Linked DNA regions of Homo sapiens: region 2 is linked to region 1. A link is an interaction called in ENCODE POLR2A ChIA-PET data of the cell type or tissue named here. Cell type or tissue: Panc1. All regions are shown on one strand. Each heading gives the region's core, and the rest is flanking DNA. Links, peaks and the distances in the headings are about the cores only.

Region 1 (4,000 bases), core at 1-4,000:
TGGTCCTATAATTTGGGATTATATTTTATATTTATATAATCTTACATAAAAGATAAGATTCTCAAATATACATATGCTTTTAAGTATATTTCACATTTCAGTGATATACTGAAAGCAAAGATCTTAAATAGAATTACATACTGGCTTAGTCCATTTGGGCTGTCATAATAAAATACCTTAGCTTGGGTAATTTATAAACAACAGAAATTTATTTCTCATAGTTCTGGAGGCTGGGCAGTCCAAAATCAAGGCACCAACAATTTGATGTCTGGTGAGAGTCCCGTTCCTCCTAGACAGCAGCTTCTCATGACCTACTTAGATGGCAGAAGGGGCAAGGTGGCTCACTTCAACCTCTTTTACAAGGCCAGTTGTACTACTGATGGATTTCTGAGTAGTTTTCAGTTGCAGTTTAAATAGTCTTGCTAATTGAAACTCTGAGGACTCTTTTATCTTGCATAACTAATCCCAAATCTAAGGACCTTTCAATACTATGAAAAAATGTAATATAGGAATATATATTCAGATCAATTATGAATAAAAATCTAGGTAGTCTGAAAAAAGTTGTCACCCTTCCCTTAAATAATCATCTGAAAAACAGTGAACTGGACAAATTGCATATAACGTGTCAGCATGTACACTCTAGTGTGAACTTTTCCAGCTAAACTTTTTGTTATTATCAAGAGTTGAGCTTTTTAAAAATGATAGAATTTTTATAAAACATCTGTATCAATTTTACTTTTTTATGTGTCTACCATATTTAAGGTAGCTAAATACAGGGAATTATGTCTGATACGTAATGCCCTAAAAAAAAATGAGTTACTTATTTTGTATGCTACATTTATGGCAGCCACATTTAGGGAATTGTCTGTGATAATTTTTTCACTGTGATGAAGGTGGTCTCCTTTCATTATGTTTTTTAATTAAAAAGAAGAACTTTGACTGTTTAGAAAGAAGGCAGCACAAAGCATTGTAGGGAATTAGAAGAAAGAAAAGATAAGAAAATAAAAATAATATATTTTACCCTCAGATTACCACTGTAATGTATTAGAGTTTATTTGTGTTCATTGGATTAAGCTTCCTTAAGCTCTAATAGCAAACAACACCGAAATCTCAGTGACTTAACAAAACAGTTTTATTTCTGGCTCATGCAAAGTTAACTGTGGGTTTGGGTGACTCTTTGGCACAGTGAACCTCCGTGTGGTGGTTACTTAGATCCTGTCCTGTTGTCTGTATTTTAATTGAGTCTTCCTCTCTGATTTCTGTGGCAAGGAAATAATATTTCAGCAGAAGTTGCCACGGGTTTCTTCTACTCACAATCTGTTTATCCTGTCCGATTGCATGGGCCTGAAAAGTACAACCTTCTGTATGCTTGGAAGGGGAAGCAAACAGTGTATTGGTGAACATTAGTAATGTCTGCACAGTATTCCTTCAGAAATCATTCTATGCACATATATACCAAAATAAACTCATTCTGTATATGTTGTTTTATAATCTGGTTTTTTAGCATATAATGTATACCTTTCTATATCAGTAAATGTCCCTTTATCCTGTACCCAGTTTGAAAATGTTATTTATGTAACTGATTAGATCCAAATGAGGGTTCAGTCTAGATCACACATTGCATCTGACTATTTCTCCAAGTCACTTAAAATATAACGCAGTCCTTCAGCCACACCTTCTTCACCTGCACCTTTAAAACTGATTTAATTGAAGACATTAGGCTGGTTAACAGGCAGAAAGACTCGCTTTCTGGATGTACCTGCCTTCTTCCTTCTCAGTGTTATTTGAAGTGTTCCTCTTTCCTTTTCATTTCCTGAACACTGGAATTTAAATATAATGGCTTGATTGAGTTAAACATTTTGTTGTTAGAGCACATTGTAGGTAATGTCATGTGCCTCATAATGCATCATATCAAGACACACATGACAATTAGTTGAACAACCATTAGTAATGCTAAGGATGACCACCGTGTTAAAGTGATGACAATCTGCTTCTCATTGGACAATTGTGCTAGAAGCATTATCTCATCAACCATTAACCTAATCATTTCCAGAACTAATAATTTCATTAGAGTTGCAGAATGACCAATGTCTAATTCTGTTACTCCTACATTATAATTGACATTCTTCTGTAAAGAAGAGCCTTCCTTCATCAACTGAAGCTATTTGGGTATTCTCAAAGGCAAATTTTACAAATTTTACAGGAAAGGAAAGAGAAATGCTTAATTTATTTGTATTTAGTTACCAGTTTTCTTTTTTTTTTTTTTTTTTTCCAATTTGAGAGCAGGTACTGTTTATTAACCAACCAGCTTAGAGAAATAGTCATGGTAGACACCTTAGTTCATTCTTCTAATAAGCCTGTTGATCTGGTCCTCCCTGTTGCCAGCATCTCCACCTTCTACAAAATGGGTGGTCTTTTTCTTCATTCCACCTCGTGGAGAAGACAATTTGAAGGGCCACAGGAAGTTATTTGCCTCTTTGAAGCGTTTTCCAACAGTATAGATCTCATGAATCAGATCCTCCATGCAGATGATGCCATATTTACCAAGAGATCGAGCAATCAAAGCGTTATCTGTCAAAGCAATTCGCTTCTTATTGATTTTGCCATAACCACTCTTGTAGATTAGTTCATTTACTGACTTCAGATTGGGGTACCCCCATGCAATATATGGCTCTACAATCCTCAGCATGTTAGTCGAAGCCTTGTTGAGCTTCACAAAGGTTCCATTGTAGATTTGACGAAGGCGAAGAAGCTGCAACACCTTTCGGACCTTTGGGCTCACGCCACTGATACCTCTGATTCTGATGACAAATGCCAGTTTGGGTTCTGCAGGTACAAAGTAGTTGCCAGCTTTTCTTGCCATCCTCGCCATTCGAATTTCAGTTCTGTACATCTGCCTATATTCCCTGTGATAGTGCTTTGCTTTTTCATAGATAAGCTTCCTCCTTGCCTTTCGAAGCATCTTTTGGGCAAACTTCTTTCTCAGGCGCTTCATCTTCAGCTCTGAGAAATTCCTTCGCTTTTTCTTAAGGGTTTCTGGCACAGCAGGAACCTTCTTCTTCTCTTCTACACCCACCATGGTTCCAGCCGGAAAAAGAGCTAGTTACCGGTTTTCTTTCTTTTTTTTTTTTTTTATTATACTTTAAGTTTTAGGGTACATGTGCACATTGTGCAGGTTAGTTACATATGTATACATGTGCCATGCTGGTGCGCTGCACCCACTAACTCATCATCTAGCATTAGGTATATCTCCCAATGCTATCCCTCCCCCCTCCCCCCACCCCACCACAGTCCCCAGAGTGTGATATTCCCCTTCCTGTGTCCGTGTGTTCTCATTGTTCAATTCCCATCTATGAGTGAGAATATGCGGTGTTTGGTTTTTTGTTCTTGCGATAGTTTACTGAGAATGATGATTTCCAATTTCATCCATGTCCCTACAAAGGACATGAACTCATCATTTTTTATGGCTGCATAGTATTCCATGGTGGATATGTGCCACATTTTCTTAATCCAGTCTATCATTGTTGGACATTTGGGTTGGTTCCAAGTCTTTGCTATTGTGAATAATGCCGCAATAAACATACGTGTGCATGTGTCTTTATAGCAGCATGATTTATAGTCATATGGGTATATACCCAGTAATGGAATGGCTGGGTCAAATGGTATTTCTAGTTCTAGATCCCTGAGGAATCGCCACACTGACTTCCACAATGGTTGAACTAGTTTACAGTCCCACCAACAGTGTAAAAGTGTTCCTATTTCTCCACATCCTCTCCAGCACCTGTTGTTTCCTGACTTTTTAATGATCGCCATTCTAACTGGTGTGAGATGGTATCTCATTGTGGTTTTGATTTGCATTTCTCTGATGGCCAGTGATGATGAGCATTTTTTCATGTATTTTTTGGCTGCATAAATGTCTTCTTTTGAGAAGTGTCTGTTCATGTCCTTTGCCCACTTTTTGATGGGGTTGTTTGTTTTTTTCTTGTAAATTTGTTTGAGT
Region 2 (17,906 bases), core at 6,719-10,718, 340 kb after region 1:
TCATTCTGATATATAATCAGCTATTTAGTTCATATTGGACTGATATTTTTCAACTCCATGTGAAACTTTCTTAAACTTACATTAAAATCTTAGTGTGGGAGTGAGTAAGCATAATATTTGCCACACTTGAATTTGAAGTTCAGGGGAATGTTGTTTCCTGTTTACAACTTTATATATTATATATATTCATGCACAAACATACATATGTACACATACACATAATACACACATATGCATACACAGACATACACATCTATATACACACAAATATATGTAATTCGAGTTCTGGTCCTGATTTACTGGAAAAAATTTTCTAGTTCACATATCAATTTACATTTTCTAGCAAGGAAATCGAAACAGTTATTAAAGAGTGCATTTATTTTGTGTTTGAGCAAAAGATTTTGCATTTTGGTATGTACAAAGAAAGCAAAATAGCCCATTATAGTATTTAGAAAAGGAATTAACACTTCTTTTCATACTTTAAAAAGTTATTCTGAAATCTTGAGATTCAATGAAAATTATCAAAAATATTATAAAAGGTTTTCTAGTTTTGCATGTCTCTAAATTGTAGAGTTGCTTAAGGATTATTCATTTGACTATCTTTGATAGCATAAAAAATTGACAATTTCTATCCAAAAATTGGTTTGAAATATCCTAAGCCTTCATACATAATCAACAAGTATGAATAATGCACCTTAAGTAATGTGTTTGAATACTGGGTATTCAAACTGGGTATCCTGATAAAATGTTGGTACTGGATTTGAATACTAGATAAGTTTGGGGACACCAACATATCTTTGTCCCCTATACCTGATGTGGTACACTTCATTCTTCTTGCATGCTTTAGCATTTTAATAAGTGTTTTTGTATCGCTATACATGCTCATGGGTGTGTTACATCTAACTATATAGTGTCCTATTTCTGTTTCCCTTCATTAAAGCTGGTATTCTTCCACCTGATGTAGGTGCAGGCAAAGGTAAAATAATTCATCTGCATGACTTTATACATGTGTGAAATTTGCAATGTGAAACATGGGGAAGTGCAGCATGGGTAAAACAGAGAAAATATGCTTTGAACCACCAAAAGAAGAGAAGATCTCATCCAATCTTGGCTTTAAAATTAATTTCTAGTCCTTTCTTTACAAGTAGAAAGCCACATATTGAATTCTCAAAACATTTTTTCTTGAGACTTATCCCTGGTACAAATCCTAATCTTAGCTTCTAATACTATGATTTTGGCTGGATCAGACAGGACCAAAACTGTGTATTTGTCACAGATCCTCTATATGGCCATGCCACATTATTTGGGGTTCAGAAATATTAGCCCTGTGATGAAAACAGCCTGGTAGAAATCAGATCAACCAAGCTTCCTGTTCTATTCTGATTTAGCTGCTCTCCTTGTAGACACAGTGTACACTCGGCTGCCATTGCACAAAACCGTCCATTTGGAATTACAGCGTAGCAATGCCCTCCAACTGGTTTGGGACTAAGTCTCCCCGAGCTTAGGGTCCCCTGCAAGTGAGTCTTCCAGGTGACCCATATGCTCTTCTCAAATGTGTTATCCCACCCATCCTGTCTTCACCCAACTGCCTAAGTCTCTTCCTCCTGAGTAATAGCCAACAATCCACAATGGATTTTGTTCTCCTTTATTTCTGACAGCTCTCTGGGTCAGAAAGATTTGTTGGGAGAATGGTGCTTGAATAAGTTGTAATATGTCTTCCATTAGTGGCAATGCCAAAGATGCCCCAGTCTTTGACCCCTGGCTGCTGGTTGACCAGTCAGCTTTTTAGAGAGCAGTGGAGTACCTGCCACTGGGCACTGTTTTCACGTGGCATGCCCATGGTCAGGGGCTTTCGCACATCAGGTGAGTATAAACAGGAATGAAGAAAAGGAAGACCAAGAGAAAAATGTGCTTTGCCCTATGTTATTCAACTCCTGTGAGCTTAGACTTGATAGATTTATTCTATTTGCTTAGAAATTTGCTTATATTCAGAGCTTTGGTAAATTACAAAATATCGATCAGATAGATTTTGGAGTTATTGAATAAGGACTGTAGCCATTTTCAGTAATCTTAAGAGTATTATATTTGTGTTTTTAGACTTGACGAAGTTGTAAAAATTCAAAATTTCTATATCACAGAGCGATGTAAACTTACTTCTATTTATTTGTATACTTCCTTCCTATGATAATTAGATATCAATTAAAATCATTAGTAGTTTTACAATAATATATTGCTTTATAACTTCAATTGGAGCATTTCACTAAAAGCCTGGCCTTGTTTCCTATGCAGTGGACATGTCACTGTGGCTGTGCCTAGAGCTGATAGCAGAGAAATTGTGCTTCAGCAGGACTGTCTGTGAAGCAAGTCTGAATTCTCAGTGGACTTGTCACGTTAGAAGTAGATATGCACTCCACTGGAAAAACATCACCCCTCTGTTTTTAATAAATTAAAACTAAATTCTATATTTAAAGAGTTTTGGTTTTACCATTTGATGTTACTAATTTGAATTGTGAGCTACTTATGATTAGAGAGACAAGCAAAAATGGAGTGTCTGAAAGTTCATTAAGCCCCCAGTATTAAAATCTGATGGATCTTAGATAAGAAAAGAATAGCGTTTAAATAAGGGGGAAAAAAGCTAACTCTGACCTTAATTTTAATATGGTTTATTTTAATAGTATAGCAGTAGTTAAGTATGGCTTACATAAGAGGATATTTTGCCAGTAAGACTTTAAACTGCTCAAGCATAATTTGTGATCCTGGGTTTTCCTTCCTTAAAAATACTTCTTTTTTTCAATCTGAAAATGAATTCTATCCTCTTCACTATTTCCCTTCTCCATATGGAATTTAACTGCTCTGTGACAGGAGAAAAATTGAAGTTCTCCACTATCCTCCCAAATTTTAATTTTTTAAATGTATCTTTTACATTTTTATTTAAATCAGGACAATAGGGAATAAATAAGAGATGAATAAAGAGGAAACATGTGATATCCTTAGCTATAGAAGCATCAATATGGCCGGGCGTGGTGGCTCACACCTGTAATCCCAACAGTTTGGGAGGCTGAGGCGGGCAGATCACGTGAGGTCAGGAGTTCAAGACCAGCCTGGCCAGCATGATGAAACCCCATCTCTACTAAAAATATAAAAATTAGCTGGGCGTGTTGTTGGGCGCCTGTAATCCCAGCTACTCAGGAGGCTGAGGCAGGAAAACTGTTTGAACTCAGGAGGTAGAGGTTGCAGTGAGCTGAGATTGCACCATTGCACTCCAGCCTGGGCAACGAGCAAAACTCCATCTCAAAAAAAAAAAAAAAAAAAAATCAACATCTCATAAGATTTTATTATGAATTATGATTTCATGAAAAGTGGTTTTAATTCATTTCTGGTCAAAGAGGGGAAAAGAAATGCATCTGAGTTTACATTTTTAAACTTTCTTACAGATTTTAAGAGATGTTAATGAAACCTAAGTTTTCAAATGTATAATTACAAAAGGATTATAAACCTGAAGGAAAACCCAGGATAATTCAATTAACTATATGATGCCATACTAACCCTTCTTCTTACCATTCTCCTCAAGATAATTACATACGCGAGACCTTTGAGTCATTTATTTTTGTCCTTTTCTTTGTTGGATTAAAGCTCTCAATATTTGTGTAGGAATTATAGTTGATTGGCATATTTTTTCAATTTCTATGTCTCTTTAAATGAGGCTGGGTGTGGTGGCTCATGCCTGTAATCCCAGCACTTTGGGAAGCTGAGGCAGGCAGATCACTTGAGGTCAGGAATTCGAGACCAGCCTGGCCAACATGGTGAAACCCCATCTCTACTAAAAATACCAAAATTAGCCAGGCGTGGTAGTACACACCTGTAGTCCTAGCTGCCCGGGAGGCGGAGGCAGGAGAATTGTTTTAACCCAGGAGGCAGAGGCTGCAGTGAGCTGGAGGCTGCACTGAGCCAAGATTGCACCACTGCACCCCAGCCTGGGCGACAGAACGAGACTCCATTTCATAAATAAATAAATAAATAAATGATTTCAGGGTCTGGAATTCTAGGAAGTAGACTGTGAAGGCATGTATAGAAATGAACCAAAAATGTGCAGGCTCAAAAAGATTTATGTTCCCAGTATTGCTGATGATCCACAATGCCATATCCATTGCATGTAATCTGGCGCTCTGAGGACCAAGCATCAAAATACTTTTATAGGGTAATTAGTTGGAATACAGAAACAGGGATAAACTAACTGGCAAAGCAGGAATCTGCATTCTTGACCTAACTTGCAGCCTACTATGGTCAACCAATTAGGAGTGAGCAGAGAAGAGCATTGAGGATCAGCTAGTGGTGAATCCCTTCTGTGATCTGACTCTCACTACATTATTTTACTAAAGAACCAGTAAATAAAAAATAAAATTCCTTTTTTGGCCTATACGAAAACAAAACAAGACATCTAGAAGCATAGAAGTTTCAATCAGTTCAACAGTGAATGTCTCTCTGGCACATAAAATGCACCCGTGTTTGTTTAAGAAGCTGTGTATAAAGACAGTAAGACAAACCCTGGCCTTGACATGCTTGAAATCTGGCAGGTAAGACCAACGTATAGAAAGAGTAATAAATTGACGCTAAACTAGAAATTGGAGCAAAATGTTATCTGAATATAGAGGTGTGAACCATTTTTTTTGCCAAGCAGGATCAGGAAAAGCTTCACAAAGAAAATAATATTGAACTGGGCCTTGAAGCCCAGTTTTTGTTTTATTTTTGTCAGATGAGTCAGGGAGTTGCAGTGTGTAAAGTCTTGGTAGGGGTCATAAGCACATGGCGTTTGAAAACATACCGGATGTCTGGGTTATACCAAGCGGTCCACTTAGGCTGACTTGTAGAGAGTGTGTGGAAAAGAGAAGACCCTGAGATGGGACTGGAGCAGTGGGCGGGGCCAGATGGTAACAGCTCTGAAGGGCCATGAATGCTTTGCTAAGGAATTTGTATTTACCTGTAGGCAGAGTTTTAAACAGAGAAGTGGCTAGATAAGAGTTGTAGTTTCAGCAGCTAAAATGTAGGTAACTACACTGGCGGTATCTACAGAGGAAGACTTACAGTTGGGCGAGGCACACCGGAAGCAGTCCGTTGGGAAAGCCCAGAGAAAGGGGACACTACAGCTCCCTTGTATGGTACAAAATAGGTGCTCTGTGAGTGAGAAGGTGGATGAGTGGGGATTAAAAGGAAGGAGAGTTCGAATTCCCTATGGTAAAAGTGGCTAAACAGCATGCCTTAGGAAATTGTGGTATCTTTTCTGGGTATCTTTAAGAATAAGCTAAATGCAAATTTCCAGTGTATAATACTTTATTATTAACTATAATTAGTAATATAATGCTGTACATTAGATCTCTAGAACTTGTTCATCTTATAACTGAAAGTTTGTACCCTTTGACCAACATCTCCCATTTCCCCAACCCCCACCCCACCTCTAGCCCCTGGCAACCACTATTCTACACTCGTTCTCTAAGTACAACTTTTTTAGATTCCACATGTGAACCCCGAAAATCTGAGACAGGTTTCAGTTAATTTAGAAAGTTTATTTGCCCAGGTTGAGAACATATGCCCGTGACATACCCATAGCTCAGGAGACCCTGAAGACATGTGCCCAAGGTGGCCAGAGCACAGTTTGGTTTTATACACTTTAGGGAGTTATGACACATCAATCAACACATGTGAGATGAACATTGGTTTGGTCTGGAAAGGAGGGACAACTCGAAGCAGGGAGTTTCTAGGTCATAGGTAGGTGAGAGACAAACGGTTGCATTCTTTTTGAGTTTCTGATGAGACTCTCCGAAGGAGGCAATCAGATACGCATTTATCTCAGTGAGCAGAGGGATGACTTTGAAAAGAATGGGAGGCAGGTTTGTCCTAAGCAGTTCCCAGATTGACTTTTCCCTTTAGCTTAGTGATTCTGGGGCCCAAAGATTTATTTTCCTTTCACACACATTTAAGTGAGATCACGCAATATTTGCCTTTCTGTGTCTGGATTATTTTACTTAGCATAGTATCCTCCAGGTTCATCCATGTTGTTGCAAATGGCAGGATTTCCTTTTTTTTTAAAGTCGGAATAATATTCCATTGTGTAAATATATATATATATGGTAATTTCTTTATCCATTCATCTGTCAATGGATATTTAGGTTGTTTTCATGTCTTGACTATTGTGAATAATGCTGCAATGAATTTAGGAGAGTCGATACTCGTAGAGATAATGATTTCATTTCAATAAAACTAGAAACAAAATAATAATAATGAACAGTTTAGAGAAGAAACTCTGAGAAGGGAGCACCCATAGAAACCAATGTAAAATATAAGAAGAAACTAAATGCTTTTCCGTTAGAAGTATTTTGCTCTTCTGTTAGTAAATGCTCTTGTGTTAGAAGTATTATGTTTCTGCCTTGAACATCTTCCATATTACTCCAAGATTAAATTCCTGTTTCAATATTCCAAAATTTTTTAAGAAAATTAATGTTTTTCCTGGGTTGCCATTGATGTTTTACACATGTGTGCATATTTACTGTCATTGATTGATCATATTCCTATTATTTTACCTATAAGAAGAAAATCTCGGAAAACTAAAATTAATTAGGTCCACAGAAGGACTCTGCATAATTCAGTAATCAGTTTTGCCCTCTGCTGTTTCCCCATGCTTAGCACAAAGAGATACAAAATTTGCATGTGTTGTTGAATTATATTTCAGAAGTCAAAAGCATTATTTAACTGCTTTAATATCTTTCTTTTCTTAATTCTAAGAAATGTAATTTTATTACATTTATTTGAACAAAGGTCTTGAGCGTCTACATTTTATAAACATATCTTAGAATATAATTTTAGTGTCTTGGTAAACCTATTGATGCTGTCTGATTGACTATCCTAGTAAATTTTATGTGAGATAATAAATTGATCTTCTTTTTTAACTACCCAAATTAACACATCTGTAAATGTTTCATTTTTAGTTTAAGCTATTGAGGTAGGACTGATAGAATTGCCTGCCTCAGGTATTCAAATAACATTTTTTAATGACTTTAGATGTTGTCTTTACCCAGTAGCAAGCATGTAGCATCATCTGGTCTCCATAATTTGGATTTTTAAGAAGCTATTTAGGTTGCACTATGATTTTTCAGAAAATGCTTTGTAACAAACAGTTAACAGGTAAGATTGTCTTGCTCTCTAGGAAATGTTACATGAAATAGTTTTTACTCCTTTTATTTATTCTTTCTTAACTTCTGATAGAACACATCTGGAAATTCCTTTTGCAGCTTCTCTTCCAACATACCCTTACCATCCATCATTCTCTAAAGCAGGGATTTCTTACCTGGGGTCCCTGAGTTTCCCAGTGATACTCAAAGAAGTCTGTTTTTTAAAACAGATCAAAAACGCTGTTCAAAGGGGCATTCTCTGTCACACCAACACAGATTTTTTAAAGACCTGCATTGAGATGACAAATAGGTTTGAAAAGTAGCCACATAGTATTGGGTTTTACCTTGGCGTCTCTGACATTCCATGATGACGTCTGTCCCTGGGATTGTTCAGCAATCCCCCTCTCCATCACACTTTAGTAAATGAAGACGGTGACATTTCCCGGGACTGTATCTAATGGACAACAGTTAACATTGTTCAGAACCCATATAATAGAACTCACAAATTTTAATATTATGCGTCATTATTTCTGATTATTAATTTCCTAGTGCTGAATTTAAGAAACAAAAACCTTTCTGTAATGAAAGCAAAGCATGAGTGAACCCTAAATTTTAGCAGTAAATTCTATTTAATTCTATTTGCACAATTTCAGAGTATTTAAACTTATTTTATATTCGTGTGTATGGTGTTGCAATATGATTGTTTGTTTTATTTTTCTATTGTATGTTTAGTTCAAGCAGTAAATCCCAGGATCAGCAATCTTACTGCTGCAGCTGCTGAGACCTATGCCAATATCAGTTGGGAATATGAGGGACCAGAGCATGTGAACTTTTATGTTGAATATGGTGTAGCAGGCAGTAAGAAACAATTTCATTACCCGATTTTTAATTTGGGGGATGCATTTTTTAAAAGATTAAAAACATTCTTAAGAATTTACTATGGATCATCTTGAAAAATAACTTGATCCAATTAAATGAATGAGTTATCTAAAAAAATTATAGTGAACCATCAGCCTACCACATATTATATGCACGACTAGGAATTGCTTTTTTATGTTATTAATAACAGAGGGCATATGTTCCATTACGTATGTTATTTTCATATCATAGTACTTGAAACTAGTTCTGTGCCCACAACACATAAACAAGAGTAAGAAGGAATAATTATATTTGCAAGTACAATAGAAAAGAAGAAAAGGTTTTTTTTTCAAATTGGATCTTGAAGTAACAGAAATCAAACTGACTTGAAAGTATTCATTTTGCCCTGACTAGCCCAACAGAATTTTATAAGAAACCGCAGAAAATTAATACTTTGGGAGAGCATTCATTATGTTTTAACGTTTGATGTATTCTCAAGTCAGGCACTCTTCGTAGATCCTGGCCACATCTACTGGGAGATGGGGCAGCTTTCACTTTCAGCAGTTTATGAAAAGCCAGTACCCCCCTCCTAAGTGCAGTGTGCTTACATAGAACAAATGAGGTGGCCAATAAATGTTTGTGACAAAATGTTGAACAGAGTCCAACTTTCTGTTTAAGCCTTTATCATGCAAGTAAATGTTTTTAGAAATGACGATCCCTTTAGAAAAACCGGTACTTGGGAAAGGTTGAATCGATTAATTGGATACGTTGGAAGGCATTTAAGTTTACTAAAAGATTCATCTTGTGAATCATAAAAAAACAATTCTTCCCATAGTTCACTTAAGCTAATTAATGTGTATCAGTTCTTTTGAGAAACATCTTTAGAGAAACTCAACAGTTTCATAAGGCAAGGTGCAGATAAAGAACCTTCCTTTGTATTAAAGAGGAGAATTAATACAATGGGAATATATACAATTAATAAGCAAGCTAGATACCCAGTCTATTTTTCTTTGAGGATATTTTCCTGTAGGTCATTTTAATTGATTTGTTTGACATGACTACATTTATAATAATCTAAAATGGTAAACCTAAGCATCCTACATCTTGTCTTTAGCTTATAAAGAATTTTCCTTTCTTGAAGCATTAAGTGACTTCTGGTCCCTTAAAATATTCAAATGTGTTGTTTTTGCAAAATTTCCATAGGCAAAGAAGAATGGAGAAAAGAAATTGTAAATGGTTCTCGGAGCTTCTTTGGGTTAAAGGGTCTAATGCCAGGAACAGCATACAAAGTTCGAGTTGGTGCTGTGGGGGACTCTGGTTTTGTGAGTTCAGAGGATGTGTTTGAGACAGGCCCAGGTGAGGCTCACACCACACCTGTTCTGGCTCCCGCTCAGAGGTGGAGGCCGCCAGGTGCTCCAGCTGGAGATGGGGGCTGGTGGAGCTGTGTTATGGGTAGGGCATGAATGTCTTTCTATGGGGCCCTGTTGGGTTGGGAGTTTTGGTTTTTGTCTTTGGTTCTTTATATCAAATGAATTACGGAATTTAGCAAATCATCTAGCCACATTATTACCAAAAACCATCAGAAAAATAGACTTAAATATGATTTTAACTTATATTATTTAAAGAATTCAATTGTTCATATCACATGTATAAACTTTCCCTCAGTGTTAAACTGAAATTTTTTAAGTGCTTTTGAAGATGAAAGAACTTATAAGAAAGTCACAATTCTGGCCGGGCGCGGTAGCTCACGCCTGTAATCCTAGCACTTAGGGAGGCCGAGGCAGGCGGATCACCTGAGGTCAGGAGTTCGAGACCAGCCTGGCCAACATGATGAAACCCCGTCTCTACTAAAAATACAATAATTAGCTGGGCATGGTGGTGGGCGCCTGTAATCCCAGCTACTCAGGAGGCTGAGGCAGGAGAATCACTTGAACCCGGGAGGCAGAGGTTGCGGTGAGCCAAGATTGCGCCATTGCTCTCTAGCCTGGGTGACAGAGTAAGACTCCGTCTCAAAAAAAAAAAAAAAAAGAAAAGAAAGAAAGTCACAATTCTTTATTTCAAAATGGCCTACAACCCAGCAGAACCCTGCAGTCAGCTTAGACAACTGATACAGATATTATTACATTTGTATGGAACAAGAACTTGTACAATTCATATGCTACATTTTTTATCACACCAAATTTTACTGCCTGTATATATTTACTTATGTGAATATTAACAAAATATGCAAGTAAAAAGTGAAGTTTCTAAAATAAAGAAAAATGTTCATGTGAAACATGAGAGCATTCGTATTTGCTCGCTAGATGGAGAACAATCCCTGCTTACTTACATTTCAACAAGAGTTGTTTGTGGTACATGTTCACTCTGTGGTTCATACCCCCATGTTATTTTCATTCACTCCATGCATTCTTAAAGAAATGTGCATATCCTGTAGAATACATTACACAATGTATTTTTTGTGACTTTCATTAACAAAGCATTATGATTTTTAAAGTCAGTTTTTACAATTTAGAAAAATATAAATCATAAGTGGTTTTTAAAAAGAAACAACAATAATGTATTAAACTATATTTTAAAGATATTCATTTGCTAAAATCATAATGTTTTAAGAAAACCACACATTTTATTCTGTTCTTTGTATTTCATATCCATTTATGTATATAGTCCTGGGAAACCAGTGTGTTAAGCTTAAAAGGGGAATATCTAATCAATTCATAGCTAGTTTACAAGGTTTTTGTTTGTTATTGATAACTTTTATTTTCAAAATACTAAAAGTCAAGTAGATATTATCTTCATATATAGCTGGAATGCTAATAATAGTAATGGGACTAGCATTTAGTCAGCTCTCCTATACAGCAGGAAGTGGTTTTCTCATTCAGTCCTTACAACAATCCTATGATGTAGGCACCATTATTACTCCACTTACCCCTCAAGTCAGAGAGGTCGAGTACCTGCCAGGTCGCCCAGTAGGAACGTGACAGAGCTGGGATTAGAAGCTTGTCGTTCCGTCTCCAGAAGAAAGGCCTCACTATACCCCCACTGCAGGGTCACAAAGGTCCACAGGCCAAGGAGGACAGGCTGTCTCAGAAAGGGCAGCTTCGGTCAACACTTGGTATATCCAATCAGTGATTCTGGACCCCTGCAGGCTGCATGTGGTTACTGGTTCTGGATTATTTATGAAGAATCTACTATGTATAAAAATGACCTGTTGTTAAAATTGTTAGAAATGTTTAGGAAAGGAAAAAGTGACTTTATCCAAAGTTAGATTCACCCTCAAAATCAAGTTGTAGCATTTGTTGTCCTTCTATAGGACAAAAGACAACTCCTTTAGAAAATTATTTTTCACTCAGCAGTGTAATGCCTACAGTTCCAGCAGCAACTGCCAGATAGTTTGAGGTGAGGAATCGTGATAGGTGGGCCTTCTTGTGTGCCAGTGATGGAGAGACAGGACAAGGTCACAACCAGTTCTTGTCACTTTTTACATATAAATGTATTAAAAAGAACAAATATTGATTCACCTCTAGTGACCTTAGTTAACACATCGCCTGTAAGAGCAAATGCTGCCAGCATTCTAGAATGCCTCAGTTTACCATTACGCTGCCTCCCTTTTCCCAGTTCACAATGCTTCATCCTTTGGGGCTGCTGGGTTAACTCCAGTGTGAAAGCACCGTCTTCCACTGCCCCTGCTCCTGCTCCTGCTCCTCCTCTCCTCTCCTCTCCTCTCCTCTCGGTTCCGCGGTGTAAGGATGTCAATATTTGGCATGAAAGCCTATCATTGGCTAATTTTTAAACTCTGCATTCATGATCTACTTCTCTCTCTTTCTCTGATTTCTGCTAATTTTAGGACACTGGACTCAACTTTATCTATAGTTATTTCATCAATCTTCCTACCATTACACCATCTCTCCCTTTTATACCCTGGATTTCTAAGGTATATTTCTTAATTTTTTTCCTATGGCACAAACTGAAAAACAGACGAGATAGGCGGTGTCCTGATGCTGCGCTTCTTCCCCGTACTACTGGTATGACCTCTCATTACCCCACCCCACCTGGTATGACCTCTCACTACCCCACCCCACCTGGTATGACCTCTCATTACCCCACCCCACCCGGTATGACCTCTCATTACCGCCACCCCACCCGGTATGACCTCTCATTACCCCACCCCACCCGGTATGACCTCTCACTACCCCACCCCACCTGGTATGACCTCTCATTACCGCCACCCCACCCGGTATGACCTCTCACTACCCCACCCCACCTGGTATGACCTCTCATTACCGCCACCCCACCCGGTATGACCTCTCACTACCCCACCCCACCCGGTATGACCTCTCATTACCGCCACCCCACCCGGTATGACCTCTCACTACCCCACCCCACCCGGTATGACCTCTCATTACCGCCACCCCACCCAGTATGACCTCTCATTACCGCCACCCCACCCGGTATGACCTCTCATTACCGCCACCCCACCCGGTATGACCTCTCATTACCGCCACCCCACCTGGTATGACTGCTCATTAGCGCCACTCCCTGCCCCCGTTTGACCTCTCTTTAGTGCCACCCCATCTGGTATGACCAGACGTGACCTCTCATTAATGCCATCCACCTCCCCTTCCTCTTTTACCTCTGTCCCTCAATTACCCAGTCTTTCTTATCATCACAAAGGATTTAAAACAGATTTGTTTTCACGAGGCCCAACAGCTTTTTTGTCAGTTGTCTCCAAACTTTGGTTAAGGTCACATTTTGCTCTTCCTAAACACATCTAAGCGTTTGATGTCTAAGCATTTGAACAGGACATTTTCATCCATAGTGCATTCTTCATAAATAGTAGAGAACAAATAACCATTTCCCTCACCCTGTCTCTCTTCTGTGTTGATTCTATGGTTCTGAGGACTCAAGAGCATTTTCCTCAGAGACCTCCTACCACAGAGCACAGATATCCATGACAGCAAGCAACGCCAGAGCAGAAGACTGTTGTAAAGCTGACTTCCAGAAAACAAAGCAAATCTCATTCTCCTGCCATATTTTCTGTTTTCATGTTCTTTATATGTGTTTAATTTATCATTTTGTGGATTACTCAAATAATACATGAATATAATTTTATTGTTAAAAAAAATCAAGTAATGAAGATTCTCTTTTACTCCGCTACCCAGCCCTTCAATGGGTGATATCCACCCACTGAAACTGATTCTAGAAGGAAAACTCCCATAGGTTTAATTCTCTCTCTGTGGGGTATATGTGTGTGTATGCGCATGTGTGTGTATGTGTGTGTGATGCATGATCATGGTTATGGCTTGGATTTGTATGTCCCAGGTGATTTTAGATTGTCCTGAAAAGGCTTCATGCCTATTTTAATCATTCTGGAATTTAAATCTTTTCTTTTATGGATGGAAAGTCAATAGAAATTTTTATTCCATTTACACAGTTTCTGTTTTATATCAATTTCTGGTGTACTTGTGTGTGTGTGAATGTGACTGTGTGTGTGCACACATGCACCTATTACCATATTGTGTCTGCCTATTTTAAATAATAGGGCAGTGAAATATTCGATACTTTTTTCTTTAGACACAGAGGCAGAAATTCAAAGTCAGTGAATGTGGATGTTTGTGTACCACCCATCAAACATCCATCCAGTTTTTCCATGGTTGCATAGCAGCAAACTGCCAGTCAGTAGTTCGATTTTGGCAGTCACCATCCTTGTAGAACAATATCTCTGCTAGTACCTGAGTATCTTGTTTTTCCCTTTTTAGTTGCATTTAATTAGATGAAAAATGTAAATGCTGAATGTATTTATGACAAGGCTGTAAATCAGCACACTGAAAACAAGAACTATAGTCAAATGCTTAAGAGACTTAATGCCATTTGGTTTTTGGTTCAGTTTTGAAGAAAAAGCACAGACCAGGCATTAATTGAAAGAAATATGTTGCCAAAGAGGATGTAATGATGGACTTTTAATACCTTTTTGCCTGTCTCAGAATAGGAAGTGCCTATAGCATTTTATTCTTTAACTTAAGATTTTTGCAGATTTGGTATCTGGATTGTTTTTAGGAATGCATTACAGCAGTATAATATAATGGCTAGTAGCATATTTTCTGGAGTCAGACACAGGTTGCTCCAACTCTTGGGCAAGTTCTTAACCTTCTCTGGGCATGGATTTATTTCTGATGCCTACCTCAGAGAATTGTTGTAAAGATTAAATGAGATGTGCCTTCAGCACAGTGCCTAGCCTATGGTAAGGGTCCAAAACTGTTAGCCATCAGTGCTATTACCATTGTCCTCATCTTCATCATCATGACTATGGTATGTGTATGGAAAGGGGAAACTGCCTAAACTGATGCTTTACTTGTGTGTGGCTATGATACAGCTCAAAACTTCTCTAATAAGGCACGAGGGCCTATTGGGAAAAGGCTACCAGCCTTTGACTTGTATTTCAAATAAGGTATTTTTGCTTCTCATTTTATTTCTTCTACATATGTCCATATTTTTTTTAACCTTCCTCTTCACACTTGATTTTTAGCATTTCCTTTTTCTCCCTAAACTTTGTATGGAGAAAAAGAGGCAATGAGATGCTATTTTTGCAACATTAGCTGAACCTGGGATATGCGTAGTCATGTTTATTTCTGCATCCAGAGATCACACACACCTAACTCAACTGTGTAAAATATATTCGGAAGAAATTCAGTCAAATTAAAAGCATGATATAAGCATGCTTATAGAGTCAAAAGAAGAAAATGTTTTATCTTGATTATGGTCAAAAGAGAGAAAATAAAGGTCTTTTAAAAAAGAATTTATACTAGTTAATTAAGCAAATCTGCATGGGCATGTCTGAATAGCCATTGATGCTGCACTTTTTCCCATAAGATTGATACTTTAAAATAATACCCGAAATGCTCATTATTCTGTGGTTTTCTTAGAAATTTTGCATATTATGACTGATGGAATAAGGGGTTTCACATTTATTAAACAGAATAGATGCAAACTGAAAGGATATGTATACACCTAAGTGAGTACTTTCTTTTCAAACTGGTCATGTAGGCAAATAATGAGTTCACTGACTGAGAGATATTCCGGTCTTTTGAATGGATCCTTAGCAATAACGAATATTGATTCTTTGAGGGTGGATTTGGTTTTTCAGAAATTTCCACTCAGAACCAACTCTTGTGAATGAGATGAATAACAAATCTAAGTAATATTTTGGGTGCAAATTGAGATGTTATATAAAACAATATGGCTGTTTTCCTGATCTGGAAAGGTTTCTTGTGTGGACCGTTTTCTTTTTTAACAGATTTCTAAAAAATACTGAAAATGGCAACAGCCTTGCAAGGACAGTTTAGCCTCTAAAAGCAGTTCCTTTGAAGAGAAAATACTCAATTAGATGTATACATTCTGTTCTGTTTAAAACTCAGTTTTGTATTTTTCTCATTATACTTAATGTAAAATGTATCCTGTTAACAGTGAATACTTTAATTGGTTTGGGAATTTGTTTTTATTGAGAATATATAGTGAAAATAACTGTGAACACAGTGTTCACCAGGGGTTTTTAGCATTTAATGTGATGATTATTCAGATTTCTCTACTTGAATTTTTTAATGAATGAAGATTTTTCAAAGTTAATTATTCATATAATTCCTGATTAATAATTGACAGATCCTAATTTGGGGCCACATGTAAAATATATGAAAGCTCACATAACGTGGCAATTTTTTACTCTGAGAGACTGCAGCAGTTCCCATCTCCCCTTAACCTATTGCCACCAACACCATTGATTTGTTTTCCAGCGATGGCAAGCCGGCAGGTGGATATTGCAACTCAGGGCTGGTTCATTGGTCTGATGTGTGCTGTTGCTCTCCTTATCTTAATTTTGCTGATTGTTTGCTTCATCAGAAGAAACAAGGGTGGTAAATATCCAGGTAAGAAAGAAAGATTAAAATTGCTTTATAATGCTACATAATAATCCATTAAACTAAAAAGATCATGGGGGAAATCATGTAGATTGTAATATTTTGTCTTCCCAGAGCCATGAGTTTGGACTTTCTCTTCAAATGACTTTTGATCCCTTTTTATATAATGGCAATCTAAACATTGTCAATGATCATAAGGCATTTGGAGGAGTAAATCAATCAGTTCTCTGAAAACATTAGTGAGCCTACTTTCTTAGACTCCACATAGGTTATGGATGCTGAAGTAACACCTAAAACCAACTGGCAAGGAGAGAGTTGCAGGGAAGGTTCATGGAGTTTTTCAAAGGAAGTAATGCATGAACTAAGTCTTCATATTGTGATGTGTAACATTGCTTTCCCTATAAGGTAATGGTTTATTCAATTTAGTGGGCCCATTAAATTTATATTTTCTTTACCTGACCATTTTCCCTTCAGTGACAAGAAAAAAAAAATCTGTGAGAGAATACTCTTACAAAAACAATTTTCAACCATTAATATAGTTAACAAATAGATTGGTAAAATAGGGGGAAATCTTAGAAACTTAAAAATTATTTATCAGGTGAGAAACTAGTCAACTTTATGTGTTAAAAAATGTACATTCTATTGGGTTGCCTCAAAAATAACTAAAATACCAAAATATATGCATGGCCACCATATATATGGTTATACAACATCTACTTGTGTATGGAATTATTTTTCACTGCTGTATATCTCAAAGAATGCTTTCATGGACTTTGAATAAGAAAGAACAGGATCAACAGATAATAATACCATTTTGGCATTTTTTAGTTAAAGAAAAGGAAGATGCCCATGCTGACCCTGAAATCCAGCCTATGAAGGAAGATGATGGGACATTTGGAGAATACAGGTGAGCCCCTGCTTCTCTGCTCTTCATCTTCTCTGCCCACATGAACACAGTCCCGAGAATAGAACTCAGCCAGAATATGCTCTGCCTGGCATCTCATATTTTCCTCAAATAGAAGTTTAGGGATACTTCCATGTATCAGTGTTTACATGTCCCTCATGGTCAAACATTTTCATTTTTCATTGAAAAACTAAATTTTGATTTTAGTCATAATTTTGGAGATGGAATGTCTCCCACTTTGTCATATTTTCCATGGGACCATGCTGTATTGATCAATCTAGCAAAGCCAATATGCTACTATGAGCATTAAAACAACAAAAAAGAACCTCCAATGCCTGCATTGTAAAGAAAGCTATACTTGTTATCTTCTAAACATGCTGTAATAAAACCAGTGTAAACACACTTTTTCATCTAGAATTTGAAACTAGTTTTCCTAAACAATACCCATACCCTTGCCCTTTAATCATGAAATGGTGACTAGATTGTTTTACAAGCTGTTACTTATTAAGAAATGTCGTAGCCCTCTAGGCAATGTGTTACTCACAGAACTTTGATAATACATTCTTGGCTTGACTCCATCATTAAGGGAAAATGTTAATATAACCTATGTGCTAAATTTTTTAAAAATCTTCTCTTTAAACAAAGATAAATCTTTTCAAGAGAAGGAAAAGATTACTTTAGATTTGTTTAAATTAAACAGAAACAAAGTACGTATTTATTTAAATAAAATGTGGGCATTCTGTTATTCTAAAAGTATACCTTTTTAAAATACCTTTTGTACCTTGTTTTTTTCTTTTTAGAAGCCCCTTGCTTATATAAAATACCTTTTAAATATGCATTAAGCCCATTTTGAGACATTGTTTGCAAGATGAAGAGGCTTTTAGGTGAAATAAAATATTTCACTATTGGGATTACCAGGCAACATTTGTAGAGAAGATATTTATGTTAAGTTTTACCTGTCTCTAGAGCTCATTTTTGGTTTTTCCATGTCACTATCATGTCAATATCATAGAATTTCATGTGACATAATCCTAAGGATAAAAAATGTAGAACTGATTGAGAAAAAGACATATA

Evidence for each region. ChIA-PET counts read pairs that join two places held together with the same protein. Peaks named below come from ENCODE experiments on the same cell type or tissue, not always from the same donor. Only the 100,000 strongest peaks of a DNase experiment are listed, where the experiment ranks them.
Region 2: POLR2A ChIA-PET joins it to region 1 with 8 read pairs; 2 of 35 experiments call an interaction of 5 or more read pairs at or near these places.

The regions. Positions count from the first base shown.
Region 1 is chr7:108,509,312-108,513,311 of GRCh38, reverse strand. The region is part of intron 4 of PNPLA8 (patatin like domain 8, phospholipase A2); the gene reads left to right. It also overlaps the pseudogene RPL7P32. Among named protein-coding and RNA genes, the nearest start is that of PNPLA8, 15 kb to the left of the region's middle. In Panc1, for the core only: no CTCF peak of the experiment used is centred there; no DNase peak of the experiment used is centred there.
Region 2 is chr7:108,158,392-108,176,297 of GRCh38, reverse strand. NRCAM (neuronal cell adhesion molecule) reads left to right here. Exons shown (of 33, transcript NM_001037132.4): 28 at 941-976; 29 at 7,896-8,021; 30 at 9,225-9,377; 31 at 15,806-15,937; 32 at 16,757-16,835. LOC102724363 (a long non-coding RNA gene) reads right to left here and starts at 11,049. Exons shown (of 4, transcript XR_002956579.2): 1 at 10,948-11,049; 2 at 10,351-10,449; 3 at 7,508-7,617. In Panc1, for the core only: no CTCF peak of the experiment used is centred there; a DNase peak (open chromatin) is centred at 8,662; H3K4me3 peaks cover 224 bases; H3K27me3 peaks cover 320 bases.